Regions from separate parts of the Homo sapiens genome. Here all the other regions are linked to region 4. Evidence: chromatin contacts called from ENCODE Hi-C or POLR2A ChIA-PET data. All regions are on one chromosome and are shown on one strand. Each heading gives the region's core, a stretch centred on a gene start or an enhancer-like site at or near the end of the contact. The rest is flanking DNA. Distances are from core to core; before and after follow the strand shown.

Region 1 (4,364 bases), core at 279-2,778, 250 kb after region 4:
ACTGTGTTCCAGAGTCCCCTTTCTACGCAGAGGGAGCCCTGACCTTCACCTGGGAGCTGTGGCATGGGGTGAGTGGGGGGAGGCCTTTGAAACCCAAGGAGGGAAGGGCAGCCTTGAGTCACAGCTGTGGGGGCAGGGGAGAGGCAGGAGGTGGAAGAGGGGAGGGAGGAGTGGGGAGAAGCAGGAGATGGGCACCCAGAGAACCAAGCGCCCCTTCCTTTCCCGTGCCCAAGACGCCCGGTCACCTCCCTGGCCAGCGGCGCCCCTTACCCTGGACAGTGACCCGGTGCCCTCTGTGCAAGGCTACCTGTCCCCCTCCCAGCCCGCCCCCACCCCCCTGCCCTCCAGAGGAGACTCGAGCAGGGAAAGGCGGTGCGGCGCCCAGCACGGGCAGAAGGTCAAAGGGAGTCAGGGCGGTGTCAGGTGTCTCCCTGATGAAGTGTTGGGGGGGCGGCGGGGGGAGAAGGAGACAGGAAAACCCAGAGAAGGGGCCTGCTGGGAGAACCAGCGCTTCGAGAGCGGCGGGAAGGATCAGCGGGCAGGGAGAGCAGTCCGAGGAGCAGGCGGGGGTCCCTGGGCGGCGCGTGCTCACCTGGTCACTGTGCGCCGCGCGCGCGGGCTGTGCGCCCTCTCCAGTCCCAGGCGCGCCCCGATGCCGGCCAGCACCAGCAGCGCTGCGACGCCGCACACAGCGTAGACGGCCGTATGGCTGCGCTCGCGGCCGGGGTCCCGGGGCGCTGCGGTGTCGCGGGCGCGGGCGGGCGGCCGGCCTGTCTGGACCCAGGCCGGCGTGTCGTAGTTGGAACAGCGGCTCTGGTCGAGGCGCCGCGGCCCGTCGTGGCAGCAGAAGCGGTAGCCGCACGTGCCGCAGCAGAAGCTGTAGGCTCCGGAGCTGCAGTTGAAGGGCGGGTCCCACTGGCCCATCACGTCGTAGTAGCCGCGGCAGCGGTCGCCCCCCTCCGGGGCTGTCGTGCCGGGCGCCGCGGGACCCTGCGCCTCGGGGGCTCCCGCGCGGCCCGACGGCGGCCGCGCCAGCAGCAACGCGAGCCGAAGCGCGAGCGCGAGCCGGAGGCCGGGAGGACGGCGGCCGCCGAGCAGTCCCCGCGCCCCGGCCCGCGCCATCGGGCCCGCGCCTCCCGCTACTGCGCCCGGTGCATGGCCGGGCGCCGCGGCTCCCTCCGGCTCGGCTCCTCCGCTCCCGCAGGGATCGCGCTGGCTCCCGGCGCACGCCGCCTCGGCCGTCGGCCTCCTCTGGGGACCCCAGCCCCGAGTGGGCTGGGTCTGGAGCTCCGAGGCCGCACCTCCGGTGGGCGCGTCCTCCGCCCGGGCTCACCTCGGACCCGAGCTGCCCGGTCCGCGTCCTGAGATCTTCCCCGGGCCGGGCGGCGGGTCCTCGCCTGCGCGCGGCCCCCGGCTTCTCCCCGGCCCGGCAGGTGTGCGGGTCTTGGCCCTAGCGGAGGCCGCGCCGGGGCCGCGGGCCGCCCGACTGCGCTACCTTCCCGCCGCGCTCTCAGTACAGCCCGCGCTCTGGCTCCGGCTCCGGCTCCGGCTCCCGCTCGGGCTCGGCGCGGGCTCGGGCGGGCGGGGGAGGGAGAGAGGAGGGAGGGCGGAAGGGAGGCAGAGCCGGGGGAGGAGCGCGGCTGCCGCGAGGGGCGAGAGGAGGCAGCAGGCCCCGCGGAGCCGGGAGGCCCCACAGGGAACCCCCCTCCACAAAGACTGCCCCGAAACATTCATCGGAACTGGGCGCTCGAAGGGGATCAGTTCTAGGGCCCGCGACTAGAGCGTCCCTGTCTTACAGGTGCGGGGACCTGTACCTTACAGGCGCGGAGGTCAAAGCAGCCCGGAATTGCCCCGGGACGGGCAGGGCCACCCTCTCACCTCCTTCCCGTCCCCTCTGTCCGTTCTGATCATAACATAAGGAGGGCCCCTTCCCCTCTCGGCGCCTCGATTTTCCCACCTGTCAAATGGGAAGGACTTCCCCTGGCAGCGCCGCTTCAGAGGGCCAAGGATTTACCCCACGGCGCGAGCCCAGTTCCAGAACCCCTCGAACGCTGGGCTGGGGTCCAGGGATGTCCCCATCCCTGCGTCGATGGGCACGGCTTGGCTGACGCACTTCCGCGATCTGCTCCCTCCCCAGGTGTGAGGAGAGGGGGACTGGGCTCGCCCCTGCCCTGGAAAAGGAAAGCCTGGAAAAGGAAGACCTCCGCCCTGCGCCCACCCGCAGGTCCTTTCACAAACCGAGGGGTAGGGTGTGGGGGCCCTAAGGAGCCCGGACCCGGTCCCAGCACGGCCCAGTGGTGTTTTCGGGGTTGAGTTGAACTGGAGAAGGTCCTGGTGCTTGGCTTCTCCCTGCCTCAGTATCTCATCTTAACATCAAAGACTCTTCCTGGAGGGCAGACTCATAATCTGCCCCTTCCAGGAGATAGGGGTCGATATGGAACCTCCCTCTGTCCAGACGGAAACAGCAGGAGGGCAAGGACTGGGCGTGCAATTCACCCAGTGTGCAGCTCAGGCCTCTGTCGGCATTTGCTGAATGAATAAATGAATGAAAGGACTCCAGCGCCTAGTTTCTGTGAGATGAAACATTTGGGGCTCCCTAGGGTCCCTCCTGGTCCCCTTTCCATCCGTCCTTCTCTCAGCAACTGGGACCAGCTTATGAAAGTGGAGAAGGTGGGGGAGAAGAAGAGGAAGGATTTACATTTTAAGGAGGATCAAGTCTGTTGCCTGACATGAGGGGCTGACAGACTAATTTCAGGTATTAATGGGTTCAGACAGGAAGAGGAGGTGACCTCCCCACTCAGAGCTTCTCCTTGTGCCCTGGCCAAAGACAGCCTGCTCCCTCCACCTACACACACACATGTGCACACACATGTACACACACTTCCCATCCAGCCCCGAAAACCCACCCTCATTAAAGGACCCCTTATTACCAGTTTAGAAGAAAAAACACAGATGAACAAAGGAATTAAATGAAATTGCTTTAATCCCATGTCCAGAGACAACCACACTAAAATATGCCACATTTACATGCTGGATTGTAACTAGTTTGTGGTTTACTTTTTGCCATCCTTAAACTTTTCGTTTGGCTGGGGGCAGTGGCTCACGCCTGTAATCCCAACACTTTGGGAGGCTGAGGCAGGTGGATCACAAGGTCAGGAGTTGGAGACTAGGCTGACCAACATGGTGAAACCCCACCTCTACTAAAAATACAAAAATTAGCTGGGCATGGTGGCATATGCCTGTAATCCCAGCTACTCGGAAGGCTGAGGCCAGAGAATCGCTTGAACCTGGGAGGCAGAGTTTGCAGTGAGCTGAGATCACACCATTGCCCTCCAGCCTGGGAAACAGATTGAGACTCCGTCTTAAAAAAACAAACAAACAAACAAAAAAAAAAAAACAAAAAAAAACCTTCTCATTTGTGATTCTTCTCAGAGCTTCTGAGCTCTACTTTCTGGAGCGTCCTTTCCTGCTTCCTTTCCTTAGGGCCATTCCTAGAAATGGAATCCGTGGCACAACCCGTATCACTGGTATTGAAGTCCCCACCGCCCTCTGCCCACTGCCCTGGAGGCTGCAGGAGCTCTGAGGGGGGCCTCTTCTCCCACCTTTCCCACCCGTTGCCGGGCACTGGGTTGAAAGAGGCTTGTCTCTGCCCCCTTGGAACTGGGGCCTCTTCCAAGTTAGAGTGAGGGGTCAGAGCAAGTCTCCCAGTGCTCCCCCTTCCTGGACACCCTCCTGCCCCCACCGTCCTGGCACTGGGTGCTTTCCTCATGTTGACCCCATCAGGCCTTCACATACATATACATAGTGACAGCCATTTGTCCAATGAAGGAAGTGGATTCCAGCCCCTCCCAGGGACTGATGTCCAACCCCCAACACCACCCCCCACCCCCCACCACACACACACCTTCCTCCCCGTCTCAATCTGATTCAGTGGTCAGCCAGCAGCCATAGGTAACCATAACTACTGGGTCTGTGCCAGGCACTGGATACCCTCTTCTCTCCATGGGAACACCTGGCCGCGGGGAGTGAGTGGAGCAGGAGAGGGCAGCTGTGAACACAGAGCCCAGCTGACCCTGACTGGCTGAGTCCTGGGATCTGATCGCCCATTCAGCTGACACTGCCCCAGGTGCCTGGCCATGTGCCGGGTGAGGGGATCTGGAGATAGAGCAGCCCGGCCGAGGAGTGACCCCTTTGCCCTGGACCCCGGGGTCTCTCACCCCATCAAGGCTCCAGGGCAGCCACCCCTTATCTCTTCTGCCTGCCCCCCTCCACTACCACTAAGCCTGTGTCACCAAAACTCATCCATTGATCCAGGCTTAAAATAACCCCTGGCATCTGCAGCAAGCCCCGCGGGGCGGGCAGAG
Region 2 (4,535 bases), core at 304-2,803, 170 kb before region 4:
TGGCAAGGTGGTGCTGGTTATTGGCAAGAGGCCCCTGTTCCTGTCTAGGTGGGCCTCTCCCAGGATTGCTTAACAATATGGGGACTGTCTTCCCCCAGAGCAATCCAAGAGAGAGAGCAAGCCAGGCAGAAGCTGTTCTTCTTATGACCTAGTCTCAAAGTCCAATAGCATCCCTTGTCACATTCTATAAAGTAGAAGTAAGTCCGCCACACATTCAAAGGGAGGGTAATGGCTGGGCACGGTGGCTCATGCCTGTAATCCCAGCACTTTGGGAGGCCGAGGCAGATGGATCACTTGAGGTCAGGAGTTTGAGACCAGCCTGGCCAACGTGGTGAAACCCCGTCTCTACTAAAAATACAAAAATTAGACAGGCATGGTGGTGCGTGCCTGTAATCCCAGCTACTGGGAAGCTGAGGCAGGAGAAATTGAAGCTTGAACCCAGGAGGCGGCGGTATCAGTGAGCCGAGATCCCACCACTGCACTCCCACCTGGGCGGCAAGACTCCGTCTCAAAAAAAAAAAAAAAAGGAAGGGAATTAGGCACCACCTTTTGAAGGGATGAGGAAACATCCAAAGCTCACGCACAGGGTTTTCCTCATTCATTCTTCCCTCTGACCCATGGATATTTGTTGAATCTCCAGTATGTGCCAGGTAGTCCAGACATAGAGATGAGTAAGATAAATAAGGCTTGATCTCAACCCTCAAGAAGCTTATAGTGCAGGTAGACTAATAGCTATGGTTTGGATAGTGTTTTACAGCTTAATGAGCACTTTCACTTATGGTCTTATTTAACCTTCCCAGTACCCCGTGTGATCACCAGAGCTGGTTATATCCCTATTTTCTATCTCCTCTGGGTTTTAGTCAATGAGGGCTTTTCTTACATTGATACACCTTACATGATAGAACTTGACTTTGATCCCAGCGATTTTTGTCTATAAATCCCTTGCACTTTTTTCCTACCCCAGGCTGTGTTCCTTGTGGCTGCTTTGTCATCCCTGTCCTGCAGATGAGGAAGCTGAGGCTGCAGTTACTGAACAGCTCTTGACACTTTAATTCCTGGATTTTTTTCACCATACTGAGCTGCCCTCGGGGATGGACTCTCCTAAGTGCTCCATTGACAGTGGCTGTCATGTTTCTTCTTGCAGAAAGCTCTGGGTGTGCGGCAGTACCATGTGGCCTCAGTCCTGTGCCAACGGGCCAAGGTGGCGATGAGCCACTTTGAGCCCAACGAGTACATCCATTATGACCTGCTAGAGAAGAACATTAACATTGTTCGCAAACGGTAAGGCTGCAGATGGGAGGCTGTGACTGTCAAGGGCATTGCGTCTGCTGCCTGCCCGTCAGGCAGAGAAGGAGGTGTTTTGTGAAGGATGCTTGGTGATAGTGGCAGGGTCAAGGTATTCAAGGTACAAAGGTTTCTGCTGAGGAAAGGCATTCCAGATCAGTGGTGTAACTTCTGTCCTCTCTGCCAAGGGAGAATCTGTGTTATCAAGAAGCCTCTAGATGTGAACCACAGCCAGGTCTCTGAGACACTTTGGCACTATAACCTGAACCTCCCAACCTTTTCAGGGCAGGCTGCTGACCCTCGGCCTGCCCTCTGGAAGCCACCAGGCCCAGTGCCTGGAGAATCATCTTCTATTTCCTCTTCAGTGCACAGGCACAGAGGAGAGCTCAGGTCTGAGACCCAGAAGATAAACTAAGATGGGACCTTTTTAATTTAATTTTATTTTATTTTATTTTATTTTATTTATATATATTTGAGGCAGAGTATATATATATTTATATATATAAAATAAAAATATATATAAATATATATATATTTGAGGCATAGTCTCGCCCTGTTGCCCAGACTGGATTGCAGTGGTGCAATCTTGGCTCACTGCAACCTCTGTCTCCCCAGTTGGAACGATTCTTGTGCCTCAGCTTCCTGAGTAGCTGCAATTACAGGCACCTGCCACCACACCCGGCTGATTTTTGTAGTTTTAGTAGAGATGGGGTTTTGCCATGTTGCCCAGGCTGGTCTCGAATTCCTGAGCTCAAGCAATCAGCTTGCCTCGGCTTCCCAAAGTCCTGGGATTATAGACGTAAGCCACTGCGCCTGGCCTATTTTATTTTATGATTTTATGTTATGTTATTTTATTTTTTGAGACAGTCTCACTCTGGTCCAGGCTGGAGTACAGTGGTGCAGTCTCGGCTCACTGCAACCTCCGCCCCCCAGGTTCCAGCAATTCTCATGCCTCAGCCTCCCGAGTAGCTGGGACTACAGGGACGCACCACGATGCCTGGCTAATTTTTTGTATTTTTGTGGAGATGGGGTTTCATCATGTTGGCCAGGCTGGCCTCAAACTCCTGACCTCAGGTGATCCACCTGCCTCAGCTTCCCAAAGTGCTGGGATTACAAGTGTGAGCCACTGTGCCCAGCTGGGACTATTTTTTTTTTTGAGACAGGGTCTCACTCTCTTGCCCACACTGGAGTGTAGTGGCACGATCACAGCTCACTGCAACCTCAATCTCTTGGGTTTGAGTGATCCTCCCACCTCAGCCTCCTGAGTACCTGGGACCACAGGCGTGAGCCACCATGCTCACCTACTTTTTTTATTTTTTGTAGAGATGGGGTATCGCCACATTGCCACTGATCTCGAACTCCTGGGCTCAAAACTGTTCTCCCACCGTGGTCTCCCAAAGTGCTGGGATTACAGGCGCGAGCCATGGTGCCTGGCCTAAGGTGGGATCTTGAGCATGTCTTTTTTCTGGACCTCATTTTCCTCACTTGGTAAAATGGCAGTCAGCTCTGCCCTGCTGTCCTGTGTGCCAGGTCCTGGGTTAGATGCTGCCACCAAAAGGATGAATAAGGTACCACAGAGGATGAGGAGTCGGGGCTGGCAATGCACACCAGCCTGCACTGCCACACTTCCACCTTGCTCTTCATCAGGCATGAAGGAGAGCTGTCATAGAAGTTTGCTTTGATTGATTGGAACCTGAACAACTGCAGATGGGGCTGTGCCCTTGCCTGCCTGGTGGCTTCTTTGATACTGACAGTGGTGATCCTGGGAGAGAACAAATCTGAGTCTACCCGCTGGGTAGCTGAGGCTCAGCTGGAGAAGGAACCTGCCCACAACCATGCAGTGCATGAGTGGTGGTGTCTCGTCTTTGTACCCTCTAGTACTCTAACCACTACCCCATACTCCCTTTCTCATGCCACTTTGCTTTCTATCTACTGGTATCCCCACTTCGGTTTTAAGGGTAGGGACTTCCTTAATCTGGATCTCCAGCCTCCAGCACAGCATCATCTAATTATAGTAAAGGACCTATTGTTTGTCAAGGACGGCTGTGACAGGAGTACCCACCTTGTTGTCCAGTCTGGCCTGGGTACTTGACACACATTATTTCTGTTCTCAACAACCCCTGTAGGTTGTTGCTTTCCATCTCTGCCCCCCACCATTCTGCAGGTAACAAAATTGAAAGTCAGGTTGGGGAAATACCCTAAGGCCATACATGTATTGAGTGACTGACCCCACACTCAAGCCTGGGTCTCTGTGACTCCAGGGCTTGTTCTTGTGGGTTTCTTCTGGGCTCCATGTTAGAATCACCTGGGAAGCTTTAAAAATGACGGACACCTGGGCCCCACTCCCAGCAATTCTGATTCAAGTGATCTAGGCATTGCTATTCAAAATGTGGTCCATGGGCCAGCAGCATTGGCATCACCTAGGAGCTTGTTAGAATTCCAGCATCTTAGACCCCACTCCAGACCCACTGAGTCAGAACCGGCCATTTAACAGGATCCCCAAGGGACTTACGTGCCTGTCAAAATGTGAGAAGCACTGGCCCGTTCCCCAGCAGGTCCCATAGTGCAGTCAGGACGAAGAACCACTGTCCCTGTCAATATAGGACGTTGTATTTATTCTTGGAGCTCTCACACCGCTGCTCAGTGGAAAAGTGATAGATTTTTCTTTACTCTGTAAAACACTTCCACCTTGCTTTCATCAGGTATGAAGGAGAGCTGTCATAGAGATTTGTTTTGTTGTTGTTTGTGTTTGTTTCTGTTTTAGACTGAGCCTCACTCTGTCACCCAGGCTGGAGTGCAGTTGTGCAATCTCGGCTCACTGCAACCTCCACCTCCCAGGCTCAAGCGATTGTCCTGCCTCAGCCTCCTGAGTAGCTGGGATTACAGGCGTGCATCACCATGCCCAGGTAATTTTTGTATTTTTAGTAAAGATGGGGGTTTCACCATGTTGGCCAGGCTGGTCTCGAACTCCTGACCTCAAGTGATCCACCTGTCTCAGCCTCCCAAAGTGCTGGGATTACAGGTGTGAGCCACTGCGCCTGGCCTTTTTTTTTTTAATTAATAAAAAAATTTTAAAGATGGGCTGCCCAAGCTGGTCTTGAACTCCTAGGCTCAAGTGATCCCCCTGCCTTTGGCCTCCCAAAGTGTTGGGATTACAGGCCTGAGCCACTGTGCCCAGCAAGAGGTTCGCTTTGAGATAACTTGACAACAGAGTATTATTCACTATTTAGTTTTTGCATTAAACAATTAAT
Region 3 (4,582 bases), core at 1,282-3,781, 220 kb after region 4:
GTCTTGGCTTTGCATGGAAGGATGCATAGAGGTCACCAGCTCTGCAGGAGATGAGCCTCTGGGCAGAGGGATGTTCCCAAGGAGGAGCCCCACCTGGGGTGGCTCTTGAGAATAAGCCTTCAGTGGTCCTAGAGGGAGCCAGGGCACAAAGGCAGTACTCAGACCATGAAGGATTTGGATGCCAGGCTGAGGATCTTGTAGTGTATCAGTAGGATTCAGTGAAGAGCATTAGGAAAATAGTGATATGATCAGGTTTGTGCTTCTCAAGTTTAGAAGAGTCAGGCTGGGCATGGTAGCTGGCTCACACCTGTAGTCCCAGCACTTTGGGAGACTGAGGCAGGAGGATCACTTGCACTCAGGAGTTCGAGACCAGCCTGGACAACGTGGCAAAACCCCATTTCTACAAAAAATACAAAAATTAGCCAGGCTTGGTGATGCACACCTGTAATCCCAGCTACCCAGGAGGCTGATGTGGGAGAATCACTGGAGCCTGGGAGATCAAGGCTCCAGTGAGCCAAGATTGCACCATAGCACTCCAAAAAAAAAAGTTTAGAAGATTCACTCTGATGGCAGATAAGGAGTGGATCCCAGAGGATCAAGGCTAGAGCTAGAGAGGCCAAATAGAAGCTGATGCAGATTAAAGATGAGAGTTGCTGAAAGGACAGATGAGAGGAAATTAGAAGGTGGAATTGACTGGACTGGGGACTCATTGGACTGATGGATGGGGACAGTAGTCAGCTAAGACGGTTCCCTGGTTCTTCCTTGGGAGTTTGGGTGAGCGATGGTGCCACCAACAAAGGTAAAGAAAATAGAAGGAAGAGCAACTTTCCAGGAAAAGGGTGGTGAGTTCCCTTTTGGACACTTGCCTGTGAGATGTGGAGGTGAGCTGGACATGCAGGATCTACAGCCCAAAGAAGACTACAGGTGAGAGTGAAAAGCAAGGGAGCCTATGAGAGTGGATAGGTGAAAAGGAGACCCTCAGGGCCATTCAGAAGAACACCCTCATCTAAAGAACAGATAGGCCATCGCGGTGGCTCACACCTGTAATCCCAGCACTTTGGGAGGCCAAGGCAGGTGGATCACCTGAGGTCAGGAGTTCGAGACCTGCCTGGCCAACATGGCAAAACCCTGTCTCTACTAAAAATACAAAAATTAGCCGGGTGTGGTGGCACGTGCCTATAATCCCAGTTACTCGAGAGGCTAAGGCAGGAGAATCACTTGAACCCAGGAGGTGGAGGTTGCAGTGAGCCAAGATGGCACCACTGCATTCCAGCCTGGGCAACAAGAGCAAAACTCCATCTCAAAAAGAAAGGATAAAGGCTGGCACAGCAGTTCACATCTGTAATCTCAGAACTTTGGGAGGTCAAGGAAGGAAGGTCGCTTGAGCCCAGGAGTTTCCCATCAGCCTGGGAAACACGGGGAGACTCCATCTCTCCAAAAAAAATTCAAAAAATTAGCTGGTTTTTGTGGTGTGTGTCTGTGGTTCCAGCTACTTGAGAGGCCAAGGTGGGAGGATCACTTGAGCCTGGGAGGTAGATCGAGGCTGCAGCGAGCTGTGATTGTGCCACTGCACATGCATGCAGAGATGAACAGATAGAGGATGGGGAGTCAGGGGCAGAGGCTGCCTGAGAGGAGCAGTTGGAGAGGTCTGAGGAGACACTGAGATGCTAAGTGTTGGAGGAGCAAGGTCAGAGAGTTGAGGAGGGGAGATTGTTGCTGGGACACCCAGTAAGATGAGGGCCAGGAATAACAGTAGGATGTGGTAACTGGAAGGTGTTAGATACCTTGATGGCAGTAAGGAGCTTCAGCCAAAAGTGGAACAGAGCCAGGCAAGTGATGTAGGAGTGACCAGGAGATGAGACAGTGGGGCCATTGTGCAGCTTTAATATGTGGGCTCATGGTAGAATTTTAGCAGAAGGTCCCTATCTGCAAATTTGCCCCGCTGTTATCTTGTCTGTTCCTCAGTGTGCCCTTGGGACAGAATAAGCCCATACTCAGGTCTCTGATCAGGCTGTGTCCTCCTTGCTGCCAAATTCTGGAGAATTCCAGCTGAGAAGCTTTACGTCACTCATTCCTTCCATACTCACTGGCATTCCCTGTGTGAGGCACTGAGGGGACAGAGGTAACTACAGTATGGTTGCCACACTGCCCTCTCACCTCCCTTCCTGTGTCTCCTGCAGGAGGAACACCTGAGGCCAGTACAGAATGGAGTGTGGAGGCTGAGATCTCCCTAGGCTGATAAAAAGACAGGGAGGCAAGGCAGCCCAGGAGGGGGAACACAGGGCTGGATGAGCACGGGAAGCCTGGCTTTGCCACTGTCTGCACCTTGACATGGGCACTTCCTCCCCTGAGGCAAGGAGACTGCTTGCCCTTGTAGTGAGGACCAAAGCCAGCAACAGTATGAAAGCCTCACGAGAGCTGTGATGGGCCCTTGTGCCTGTGCAAGGATACTTTGTTCCCTGATTAGGGGATCAGCCCCAGATGGGCCACTGTGCACCTCTCATAGGGGAGGGTGTGGTAAGCCTTCCTGGCCTCCCACCCACTAACCCAACATGTGTTCAGCTGTCCTTGCTCAGTTTACGTCACTTCCCCCTCAAACGGGTATGTGTTTGTGTATTGTGAAGGCGGGTTTTTTTTTGGCTTTTTTGGGGGACAGAGTCTCGCTCTGTTGCCCAGGCTGGAGTGCAGTGGTGCGATCTCAGCTCACTGCAACCTCCGCATCGCAGGCTCAAGCAATTCTTCTGCCTCAGCCTTCCAAGTAGCTGCAATTACAGGCGTGTGCCACCACGTCCAGCTAATTTTTTCTATTTTTAGTAGAGATGGGGTTTCACTGTGTTTGCCAGGCTGGTCTCGAACTCCTGATCTTAAGTGATCCGCCGGCCTTGGCCTCCCAAAGTGCTGGGATTACAGGTGTGAGCCACTGGCACCCAGCCACATTGTGAAGGTTTTTTAATGAAAATAAATTCAAATCAGTTCATCTAAAAAAAATTTCATTACCTCTGTTGAATGTTTGGAAACACACAGTGTGGCTGTGCTGCTGACATTGTTATGTTGCACTGTGCGCCTCTGAGTCCTATACAACAACCTGCAATTGTGACAGCTCTGGGTGTGACAGAAATGGGTGCCATGTTCCCAGCTACCCTGTGAGGTAGACAGGAACACACAGCCAGTATATCACAGAGCCTGGCATCCCATCCTGTGATCAGGCCTGTCTGATCACAAAGTTCACCTCGCTTCTCCCCTGGTTCCTCTCTTACTTTGATCGTGCTGGAGAGAGCAGGAAAAAGTTTGGTTTTGGGGCTCCATCAACAATAGTGTCTGTTTCTGCCCACCCTAGGGAAGCTTCCTGCAGGATCCGCCTGTTCCGATGTACACATGGCGTTGTGTGCCGTGAACCTGGCTGAATGTGCAGAGGAGAAGATCCCACCGAGCACACTGGTTGAGATCCATCTGACTGCTGCCATGGGGCTCAAGACCCGGTGTGGAGGCAAGCTGGGCTTCCTGGCCGTGAGTACCCTTCGGTTCCCTTCTGTAAACCTCCCCTGAGCACTTACCTAGCCAGGAGTTAAGATGCAGAAGCAGTTATGAACCCCCTTCCCCATCAGGTGCTGCCCACCTGGAGGGGTAGGCAGGCATTCATTCAGTCGCTCATTTCACCAGGACTCCCAGCAACCGATAAAACAGACCAAAATTCCTCCCCTTGTGGCCTTAATACCATAAGCCTTGTAGGCAGGACATTTTGGTCCCCTGAGGTAATATGAGGTAATATGAAGATTGGTTCAGCAATAGCAGAGCTACTGTACTTGGGGGTTAATATGCAACTTTTCTGTTCTTCAAGTGGTCATAAAAATTCTTAGAATCCCCTGGTTATGTCTCATGGTTCTTTCATTTACTCAGAAGGTATTTATTGGGCATCTTGTATTGATCACAGCACTGTGAATCCAGAAATAAAAGCCAGTGCCTTTGCCAAGCTACAGAGTTAAAGAAAAGAAAAATGAAATGAATAAAAGTAAAAGAAAACCTGTGCCTGTCTACAAGGAGCTCAGGTCAGACGAGGGCAGGGATTGTGGCTATCAAGCACCTCCCATATGCCTAGCTAGGAGCCAGGCTTGGGAACTCTCAAATGGGTAATTCCCGGTCCTTGTTATCAGCTAGCTCACAACATGCTGACCTCAGGCTTTCTCTTACTCTAGCAGAAACAGGTATGTTTTACTTTGTGTCCCACTATGGATAGACTGCTGAATACATCAGGTATGTTCAAGCATTACCACATCTCTATTTGTTTCCGTATCTCAGTAACAGCAGAGATGAGCTGAGAATGAATCAGAACGTGCCCTGTAGTGACATTGATATATTTCCTGAGGTACATCACGATAGTCTAGGGGACAAAGGGCGCAGGGAAGCCCAGTGTACTCTTTATGTCTACACTTGATCTTAGCCAGAAGGCTGAGAAGTGATACTTTTTATGTCTTACCTCTGTTTCTGGTGACTACAGATAAGAGACTCATCCCTTGATTCACTCATTCAGCAAATATGACTGAGCACCGTCTCTAAGCAGGACATTTGCCTTGTCCTCAGGGAG
Region 4 (4,449 bases), core at 1,084-3,583:
GAATAAGTGAAATGAAGAGTTACTCCTCTTGTGTTTCAGGGGAGCTGTAGGAAATTCAAGATGAGAAAATGTCCTAGTATTTAAAGAAGGGGAAGAGGACAGGAGTGTCTTTTACCTTTTCTTCTTCTACATCCCTGCTCTGTCCTCCCTGTCCCTTTCCTGCTCATTCTACTGCCACTGCTTTTGAAGAATTAGCCTGAGGGAAGGAAGGAGAGCATCTGGAATTGTTGGTCTCCTCTGAGGATGTGAGTAAGGGTTTGCAGGTCCTGTGTCCTTCAGGACTAGAATGAGCAGCACCTCATGAGGAAGAGTGTAGGAGGGGCCAAATTACTCCTTTCAGCTTTGGATTCTTGGCTCTAAGCTTTATAGGTTTTTTTTTTAACCTGTTATTGCTTTTGTTTCTGTTTGAAAGGAGATACTGTATTTTTTTGTATTTCCTTACGTGTCTGGGCAAGAGGGGAAGATAATTCTCCCATTAGATGCTTAGAAATTGTTGAGAAATTGGACCATTCCCCTTAAATGGAGCAAGTTTGGAAACTGGATTCTATAGGGGGTTAATCTACCAAGGTAGATTGAAATTACACTAGTCACAGCCAGTCACCTGCAATAGGAGGGCAAGGAGTAGCCCCACTGAGCCCTTGGTATCCGACCCTGGATGCTGGAGCTAGTGAAGAGCAGCCCTGGGGTGAGCTCCAGGCTGGCTTTGCTGTGCACACTATGCCCAAGCCTACGCTCCTTTGCCTCCTACTTCCAAAATGGAGAGAATGAGAGTTCAGAGGTCAAACACCTACCAGAGCCAGGCAGGTATGTGAATGTTAGACAAATCACCCGAGGTCTGTGATAAACAGCAACAGAGTGATATTTCTCTGTAAATCAATGATGCCTTCTCTGCCTGCTGAGTCCCCCACCCAGGAGAGAAGAAATACCATGTTCCAGTGGAATTGGTTAGGCCTTTGGAAGCTCACGAGGCTGATTTAGCAAATTTACATCTTAGTGCCATCATATATACAAGTGACCTTGGGCAGTTTATGAGGCATTTTGAGCCTTAGCTTCCACATTCTTATAATAACGTCACATGGTGAAAATGAGAAAATACGTAAAAGAACATGGCACTCAATAGATACAGTTGGCCCTCTGCATCCGCAGGCTCCACATCGATGGATTCAACCTACATGGATCAAAAATATTTGGGGGCCAGGCGTGCTGGCTCACGCCTGAAATCCTAACACTAGGAGGCCCAGGCAGGCGGATAACGAGGTCAGGAGTTCGAGACCAGCCTGGCCAGCATGGTGAAACCCCATCTCTACTAAAAATACAAAAAATTAGCCGGGCATGATGGCGTGCACCTGTAATCCCAGCTACTCGGAAGGCTGAGGCAGGAGACTCGCTTGAATCTGGGAAGCAGAGGTTGTAGTGAGCCGAGATCGCGCCACTGCACTCCAGCCTGGGCAACAGAGCGAGACTCTGCCTCAAAATAAATAAATAAATAAATAAATAAAACTTGGGGAAAAAATCGATGGCTGCGTCTGTACTCTTGCTCTTGTCGCCCAGGCTGGAGTGCAGTGGCGCGATCTTGGCTCCCTGCAACATCTGCCTCCTGGGTTCATGCGATTCTCCTGCCTCAGCCTCCCGAGTAGCTGGGATTACAGGCGCACAACACCGCACCTGGCTAATTTTTTACTTTTAGTAGAGACGAGGTTTCACCATGTTGGCCAGGCTGCTCTCAAACTCCTGACCTTAGGTGATCCACCCGGCCAGGCCTCCCACAATGCTGGGATTACAGGTGTGAGCCACCGCGCCGGGCCAGACTTTAAATTTTGTCATTAGCCCGCCGGGCGCGGTGGCTCACGCCTGTAATTCCAGCACTTTGGGAGGCCGAGGAGGGCGGATCACCTGAGGTCAGGAGTTCGAGAGCAGCCTGGCCAACGTGGTGAAACCCCATCTCTACTACTAAAAATAAAAAAATTAGCCGGGTGTGGTGGTGGGAACCTGTAATCCCAGCTACTCGAGAGGCTGAGGCAGGAGAATCACTTGAACCCGGAAGAAGGAGGTTGCAGTGAGCCGAGATCACGCCACTGCACTTCAGCCTGGGCGACAGAGCGAGACTCTGTCTCAACAACAACAAAATTGTCATTATTCCATAAATAATACAGTATGACAATTATTGACATAGCATTTACATTTTATTAGGTATCGTAAATTATCTAGAGTATAATTTAAAGTATCCGGGAGGCCGTGCGTAGTTCATATGCAAATACTGCGCCATGTTACATCAGGGACTTGGGCAACCTCAGATTTGGGTATCCGCATGGAGTGCCCTCTGGCGCTTGACTTCTACCGCGGCCATCGCGCTTCCATCCGCCAGGTGGCGACACAGCCGGCGCGGAGCGCCGATCTGGGCCTGCGCATGCGCGCCACGGACGAGGCAGGCCGGGTGCCTGGGCCTGGGAGCCATAAGCCGGAGAGTCTGGCGGGCTAAGCTCAGCGGCATCCGGGTTCCTTGTGGCCGCCGCAGCAGCTCGAGAACACGAATCCGTTTGGCCAAAACTGAAACAAACACACGGATGCACATATGTCTGTTTACTTCTAGGCCAGGTGCAGAGGGAACGTCTGGAATGACACTCAACGAAAACTGCGGTTACTTGGGAAGATGAGCCTTTTACCTCTCAGCCTTTCCCCTTCTGTAATGTCTTGTTTTAATGTCTTGTTGAAAACCAGAAGAGGCCGGGCGCGGTGGCTCACGCCTGTAATCTTAGCAGTTTGGGAAGCTGAGGTGGGGGTGATCACCTGAGGTCAGGAGTTCGAGACCATCCTGGCTAACACGGTGAAACCCCGTCTCTACCAAAAATACAAAAATTAGCCGGGCGTGGTGGCAGGCGCCTATCATACCAGCTACTCGGGAGGGTGAGGCAGGAAAATCGCTTGAACCCGGGCGGCGGAAGTTGCAGTGAGCAGAGATCGCGCCAATGCACTCCAACCTCAAAACAAAACAAAACAAAAAAGTAAACAAAAAAAACAGAAGAAAGGCAGGGCAGGACCACGAGCTCTGAGGGAGATTAGTCATCCACTTCCTCTCCCTGCCGACTATCCAGAAATTCCATCCTCATTAGCATCCGTATTAGGAGAGGAAACACACCCAGGTTTTACTGGAACGGGAGCTATGTATTCAGCCTTTCTTGTTTAAGCCACACTGCCCCTGACTGTAAGGACCCTGATGCAACCTTCTCTGCATCATGTATGGAAGCAAATCCTACGTGGACTTCTATCTTCTGAGGACTCAGGCGGCTCGTGGGCCATGCCAGCACTTCTAGTGTTCCTCGCTACCCTGCAATTTTAGCATGACCATTTATTTATTTATTTGTTTGTTTGTTTATTTATTTATTTATGACTACAAAGATCCAGAAGACAAACATGACCATTTCTTTCTTTTTTTTTTTTTTTCTGAGATGGAGTCTTGCTCTGTCGCCCAGGCTGGAGTGCAGTGGCACCATCTCAGCTCACTGCAACCTCCACCTCCCGGGTTCAAGTGATTCTCCTGCCTCAGTCTCCTACGTAGCTGGGATTACAGGCATGTGCCACCATGCCCAGCCAATTTTTGTATTCCTAGTAGAGAAGGGGTTTCACCATGTTGGCCAGGCTGATCTCCAACTCTGGACCTCATGATCTGCCTGCCTTGGCCTCCCAAAGTGCTGGGATCAAAGGCGTGAGCCACCGCACCTGGTCCTTTTATTTTTATTTATTTTTATTTTTTTTGAGACTCAGTCTCGCTCTGTCGCCCAGGCTGGAGTGCAGTGGCACAATCTTGGCTCACTGCAAACTCTGTCTCCCGGGTTCAAGCAATTCTCCTGCCTCAGCCTCCCGAGTAGCTGGGTTACAGGCATCACCACGCCCAGCTAATTTTTGTTTTTGTTTTTTGAGACTGAGTCTTGCTCTCTTGCCCAGGCTGGAGTGCAGTGGCATGATCTCGACTCACTGCAACCTCTGCCTCCTGGGTTCAAGTGATTCTCCCGCCTCAGCCTCCCAAGTAGCTGGGATTACAGGTGCCCCCCACCATGCCTAATTTTTGTATTTTTAGTAAAGACGGAGTTTCCCTTTGTTGGCCAGGCTGGTCTCGAACTCCTGACCTCGTGATCCACCCGCCTTGGCCTCCCAAAGTACTGGGATTACAGGCGTGAGCCACCACGCCCGGCTAATTTTTGTATTTTAGTAGAGATTTTGTATTTAGTAGTAGTAGTAGTAATTTTGTATTTAGTAGAGATGGGGTTTCACCATGTTGGCCAGGCTGGTCTCAAACTCCTAACCTCAGGTGATCCACCTGCCTTGGCTTCCCAAAGTGCTGGGTGGGATTACAGGCATTAGCCACCGCGTCTGGTGGAAACATGACCTTTTTTTTTTTTTTTTTTTGTTTTTGAGACGGAGTTTCACTCTTGTTGCGCAGGCTGGAGTGCA
Region 5 (4,530 bases), core at 1,955-4,454, 190 kb after region 4:
ATAAGAAAAACATCTTTAAGATTTATTTATTTAGAATCCGGGGGTGGTGGCTCATTCCTATAATCCCAGCACTTTGGGAGGCTGAGGCGGGCAGATCACTTGAGGCCAGGAGTTCAAGACCAGCCTGGCCAACATGGTGAAACCCGGTCTCAACTGAAAATACAAAAATTAGCCGGGTTTGGTGGTACGTGCCTGTAATGCCAGCTACTCAGGAGCCTGAGGCTTGAGAATTGCTTGAACGTGGGAGGCGGAGGTGGAGCCAGAGGCTGCAGTGAGCTGAGATCACACCACTGCACTCCAGCCTGGGCGACAGAGTGAGACTCTGTCTCAAAAAATAATAAAATAAAATTTATTTATTTAGTGACCTTGTCTCACTTTGTTGCCTAGGCCGACCTTGAATTCCTAGGTTCAAGCGATCCTCCCATCTTAGCCTCCCGTGTAGCTGGACCAACAGGCATGTGCAGCATTAAAAAAAAAAAAAAAACTTACTATGTGTAATATAGCAAAGTTTTTTAAAAGTTAAAAACATAGCCTTGAACTAAAACATCATGAGCACATGTCAGAAATTTATTAACATTGTTAATGAAGATAACAGGATGACAAATGGATCAAAGGAGACTGCAAGAAACTGATATTTACATAGAAAAAAGAATGCAGGAATAAGATTGCAAATTTAAATACAAAACTAGGGCCAGATTCCGTGGTTCATGCCTGTAATCTCAGGACTTTGGGAGACTGAGGCGAGTGGATCACTTGAGGTCAGGAGCTGAAGACCAGCCTAGCCAACATGGTTAAATTAAACTTCGTCTACTAAAAATACAAAAATTAGCTGGGTGTGGTGGCGGGCACCTGTAGTCCCAGCTACTTGGGAGACTGAGGCGGGAGAATTGAAACTGGGAAGTGGAGGTTGCAGTGAGCCAAGATTGTGCCACTGCACTCCAGCCTGGGTGACAGAGCGAGACTCTGGCTCAAAAAAAACGCAAAACTAGTTAATGTCCTACAGTGCAATGAAAACAAAAGCTTAAAGGTTTTCTTTTCTACCAGACAGAAATGATTTTAACTTAACAATTTTCTGCAGGCTAACATCTAACTTTACAGAATGGGAGCCTTAATCGGTAGTAAATAGAAAGTCAAACAAGGTGATGGTTCCATAGAGCATCAGATAACTTTTAGGCAGGCAGCTTAGACAGTGCTGTAGTATAACTTTTTTTTTTTTTTTTTGAGTCAGGGGTCTTGCTCTGTTGTTCCAGGCTTGAGTACAGTGGTACAGTCGTGGCTCACTGCAGCCTTGAACTCTGGCCTCAAGTGATCCTCCCACCTCAGCCTCCCAAGTAGCTGGGACTACAGGCATGTGCCACGAGGCCTGACCAAGTTTTTTTATTTTTTAGAGAGATGGGGTCTCACTATTTTGTCCAGGCTGGAATGCAGTAGCATGATCATGCCTCACTGCAGCCTCAAACTCCTGGCCTTAAGTGATCCTCCTGCCTTAGCCTCCTGAGTAACTGGAATTTTAGTATAACTTTAAAGAGGCATATAACGTTTTTTTTTGGTCTTATTTCCAAGTTTTAGTTAATTTTTCTTTCCTGTTTTCTTGAGACATGGTCTTGGTCTGTCACCCAGGTTGGAGTACAGTGGCACAAACTCTGCTCACTGCAACCTTCACCTCCCAGGCTTAAGCAATCCTCCCACCTCAGCCTGCCGAGTAGCTGGGCCTACAGGTGCGTGCCACCATGCCCCCTGCTAAAGTTTGTATTTTTTGTAGAGATGGAGTCTCGCTATGTTGCCCAAGCTGGTCTCAAACTCCTGAACTTGAGCGATCTGGCCACCTCAGCCTCTCAAAGTGCTGGGATTACAGGCATGTGCCACCACACCTGGCCAATAATTTTCTTTAACAAAATAAATCACAATTGAGTTCAAGAACTAAAAGATGACTAGATCATCTGAGGTGGAAAAGAGTCCCTGGTAAAAGTAATTTTAAATAGTTTTGAAGTAGAATTGTGAAATTCAGAGTTTGGAGAAAGGAAGAGGGTGGTCACAAGTAGAAAAGAGAAGACATGGCACTTACATTCAAAGAAAGATTGCCCTACCCCACCCCTCAAAGGCATGTGCAGAAGAGGGAGTGAGTACTTTTCCAGGGTGGATGATGAACTAAAGTGGGTGGGAAGTGAAAACCTTTGGAACAGAAGGGAGCAGTTCATAGGAAGCTTGGAAGCTTGTGTTAAAGAATTTGATTTGATTAAGGGCCGGGCACGGTGGCTTATGCCTATAATCCCAGCACTTTGGGAGGCTGAGGCAGGTGGATCACCTAAGGTCAGGAGTTCAAGACCAGCCTGGCCAACACGAAGTCTCTACTAAAAATACAAAAATTAGCTGGGCGTGGTGGCAGGCGGCTGTAATCCCGGCTACATGGGAGGCTGAGACAGGAGAGTTGCTTGAACCTGGGAGACAGAAGTTGCAGTGAGCTGAGATCATGCCACTGCACTCCAGCCTGGGCAACAGAGCAAGACTCTGTCTCAAAAAAAAAAAAAAAAGAATTTGATTTGATTTAAAAGGCTGTTGGATGAACAAGATACTCAAAGAAGATGTTCGTCACTGGGTAGGAGGCTATGGTTGAAATTAAGGCAGAGTGTGGACGGGAGTGAAGAGGTAAATCCATGATGCTAAGGAAGGAGACTTGAGTGAACTTAAGGCAGGAGGAAAAAGAAAGAGCAATGGAAAGTGGAGCTGCAGATCCCTCTCCTGTTCAAACTATGAGAGCTGGCTCAGGTCCCCTGCTATAGTGGGCCAGAAAAGCCTGGACTTCCACTGCTTTTTCCTGCAGAGCTGAGTCCCTCCAGGGCTGCCATGAGAGGCGGGGAGAGAGAGCACTAGACAGAGAAGACCAGAAGACCATTTGAGAATTCCTTTGGGTTTCCTTCATGATTCCTTTTTCTTCTCATTCTGAATTGTTTTATTTTATTATGTAATATTCGGTATATGCAAAGGAATATATGACACCTTTGTGTGTATTACAAAACAAGCATTTGAGAATCCGCACCTCTCCACCCAATTTTTCTTTGTGGTTTCTTTGCCAGTAAAAGAGTTCACTCATCTGTTGCTTAAAATATAGGATGCTTGAGTCACCAGCTTGCCATCCTGTGTCATTCAACACCTCCTCCAGACTCTTCGCAGGAAGGTGACCCAGAAACCCCTTGAAGGACATGATACCGTCCCTGTGCTCTGATGTGCCCCCTGGTGTTTGAGTGGAGTGATTTTTAGATAGCGGTTTGCCTGTTAAAACCTTCCCTTTGTTCCCTATATTATTGCTTGCATTTTAGGGCTTCTCAGTTGAAGGATGTGGTTGAAAGAGCCCAGTTCCTCAGCTGCTCCTCTGGGTGACTAGAGTGTGGGTAACTGATGTTTTAGGTCCTGGAGAAAGCAGTGATGATCACAAATAGTAGAATGGAGAAATGGTTATCTCATATTGATCTTCAGGTTTGTTACTAGTCTACATTTGGTTTTTTAAATAATTATTAGAAAAAAACATTGTGGGTGGGGAGATAGGATCATTATGATGAAACAGTTCTGTACATTCAATCAGGATACTTGTTGGGAATTAGATTTTGCATTTACCTCCCTCACTGGTGTGGTCCATCTCATTTTCAGTGGCCTACACACATCACACACCATTATTATTTCCATGTTCTTGTACTTGTTGGGCAGCTCTAATATGAAAGATAAAATGAACGAAAAGTACAAATGAAGAAAGTTTAGGTGACTATTCCTCTGATCTTGAGGATGAGGGTTTTTCTTAAGCGTTACACAGAAGCCATGTAATTTCACTATACAATGTAAAAATGGTGTATAGTCAGTTCTGCTATAGTTCATCATGTGCATTTCTAAAAATCATGCCATGCGAAATCATGCAGTAAAAAACACGGAGTGGGCATGTTGGCTCATGCTTGTAATCAGGAGGCTAAGGTGGGAGGATCGCATGAGGCAGGGAGTTCAAGACCAGCCTGGGCAACAAAGCAAGACCCAGTCTCTCTTACAAATAAAAAATAAAAATTATCTGGACATGGTGGTGTGTGCCTGTACTCCCAGCTACCCAAGAGGCTGCAGTGGAGGATCCCTTAAGCCCAGGAGGTAGAGGCCACAGTGAGCTATGATCACATCACTGCACTCCAGCCTGGGTGACAGAGTAAGACCCTGTCTCTAAAACAGAAACCCAGAACTTACTGTGAAATGGAGGGTTAAGGATCACAACAATAAAAAATCTCATAGGTGACCAAAAAAAGGAAAAGATTTATTTTTTAAAAAAGATAGGGACCTGCCGGGCACAGTGGCTCACACCTGTAATCCCAGCACTTTGGAAGGCTGAGGCGGGTGGATCACGAGGTCAGGGGTTCGAGACCAGCCTGACCAACATGGTGAAACCCCGTCTCTACTGGGCGTGGTGGCGGGCGCCTGTAATCCCAGCTACTCAGGAGGCTGAGGCAGGAGAAGTGCTTGAACCCAGGAGGTGGAGGTTGCAGTGAGCCGAGATCCCGC

What was found. Hi-C counts contacts between places; a loop is a spot of excess contacts on that map. ChIA-PET counts read pairs that join two places held with the same protein, here RNA polymerase II (POLR2A). Pooled maps may share reads with other maps.
Region 1: a loop to region 4 is called in a map with no recorded cell type, with 13 times the contacts of the local background. The contact joins the promoter of SHISA8 here to the enhancer-like site in region 4. A Hi-C loop is called at or near these places in 1 of 37 single-sample maps with no recorded cell type and 5 of 50 pooled maps. POLR2A ChIA-PET finds 5 or more read pairs at or near these places in 8 of 52 experiments (BJ, GM12878, H1 and 5 more).
Region 2: a loop to region 4 is called in a pooled map, with 2.2 times the contacts of the local background. The contact joins two enhancer-like sites. A Hi-C loop is called at or near these places in 1 of 50 pooled maps. POLR2A ChIA-PET finds 5 or more read pairs at or near these places in 3 of 52 experiments (T-cell, activated CD4-positive, alpha-beta memory T cell and activated T-cell).
Region 3: a pooled map shows a loop between it and region 4 (2.4-fold over the local background). The contact joins two enhancer-like sites. A Hi-C loop is called at or near these places in 5 of 50 pooled maps. POLR2A ChIA-PET finds 5 or more read pairs at or near these places in 5 of 52 experiments (A673, GM12878, OCI-LY7 and 2 more).
Region 5: a loop to region 4 is called in a map of naive thymus-derived CD4-positive, alpha-beta T cell, with 12 times the contacts of the local background. The contact joins two enhancer-like sites. A Hi-C loop is called at or near these places in 1 of 168 maps with a recorded cell type or tissue (naive thymus-derived CD4-positive, alpha-beta T cell) and 10 of 50 pooled maps. POLR2A ChIA-PET finds 5 or more read pairs at or near these places in 7 of 52 experiments (BJ, H1, OCI-LY7 and 3 more).

The regions. Positions count from the first base shown.
Region 1 is chr22:41,913,546-41,917,909 of GRCh38, forward strand. SHISA8 (shisa family member 8) reads right to left here and starts at 1,529. Exons shown (of 4, transcript NM_001207020.3): 1 at 593-1,529. The coding sequence starts at 1,122. It overlaps LOC124905125 (a long non-coding RNA gene), which reads right to left. Exons shown (of 2, transcript XR_007068113.1): 1 at 3,905-4,364; 2 at 2,966-3,491. RefSeq lists silencers at 728-837, 908-987, 1,128-1,207, 1,248-1,317, 1,388-1,467 and 2 more and enhancers at 830-1,755, 4,135-4,294, 4,305-4,364.
Region 2 is chr22:41,498,582-41,503,116 of GRCh38, forward strand. ACO2 (aconitase 2) reads left to right here. Exons shown (of 18, transcript NM_001098.3): 2 at 1,145-1,281. Among named protein-coding and RNA genes, the nearest start is that of ACO2, 32 kb to the left of the region's middle. Within about 2 kb of position 1,554, at least 5 of the 41 ENCODE cell types and tissues checked have a DNase peak (open chromatin) inside an H3K27ac peak, as active enhancers do.
Region 3 is chr22:41,881,505-41,886,086 of GRCh38, forward strand. SREBF2 (sterol regulatory element binding transcription factor 2) reads left to right here. Exons shown (of 19, transcript NM_004599.4): 11 at 3,338-3,507. Among named protein-coding and RNA genes, the nearest start is that of MIR33A, 17 kb to the right of the region's middle. Within about 2 kb of position 2,532, at least 4 of the 41 ENCODE cell types and tissues checked have a DNase peak (open chromatin) inside an H3K27ac peak, as active enhancers do; they include OCI-LY7, where a contact is called at or near this core.
Region 4 is chr22:41,664,463-41,668,911 of GRCh38, forward strand. No RefSeq gene overlaps it. Among named protein-coding and RNA genes, the nearest start is that of SNU13, 22 kb to the right of the region's middle. Within about 2 kb of position 2,334, at least 39 of the 41 ENCODE cell types and tissues checked have a DNase peak (open chromatin) inside an H3K27ac peak, as active enhancers do; they include OCI-LY7, where a contact is called at or near this core.
Region 5 is chr22:41,854,552-41,859,081 of GRCh38, forward strand. All of the region lies in intron 1 of SREBF2 (sterol regulatory element binding transcription factor 2), which reads left to right. Among named protein-coding and RNA genes, the nearest start is that of SREBF2-AS1, 22 kb to the left of the region's middle. Within about 2 kb of position 3,205, at least 9 of the 41 ENCODE cell types and tissues checked have a DNase peak (open chromatin) inside an H3K27ac peak, as active enhancers do; they include OCI-LY7, where a contact is called at or near this core.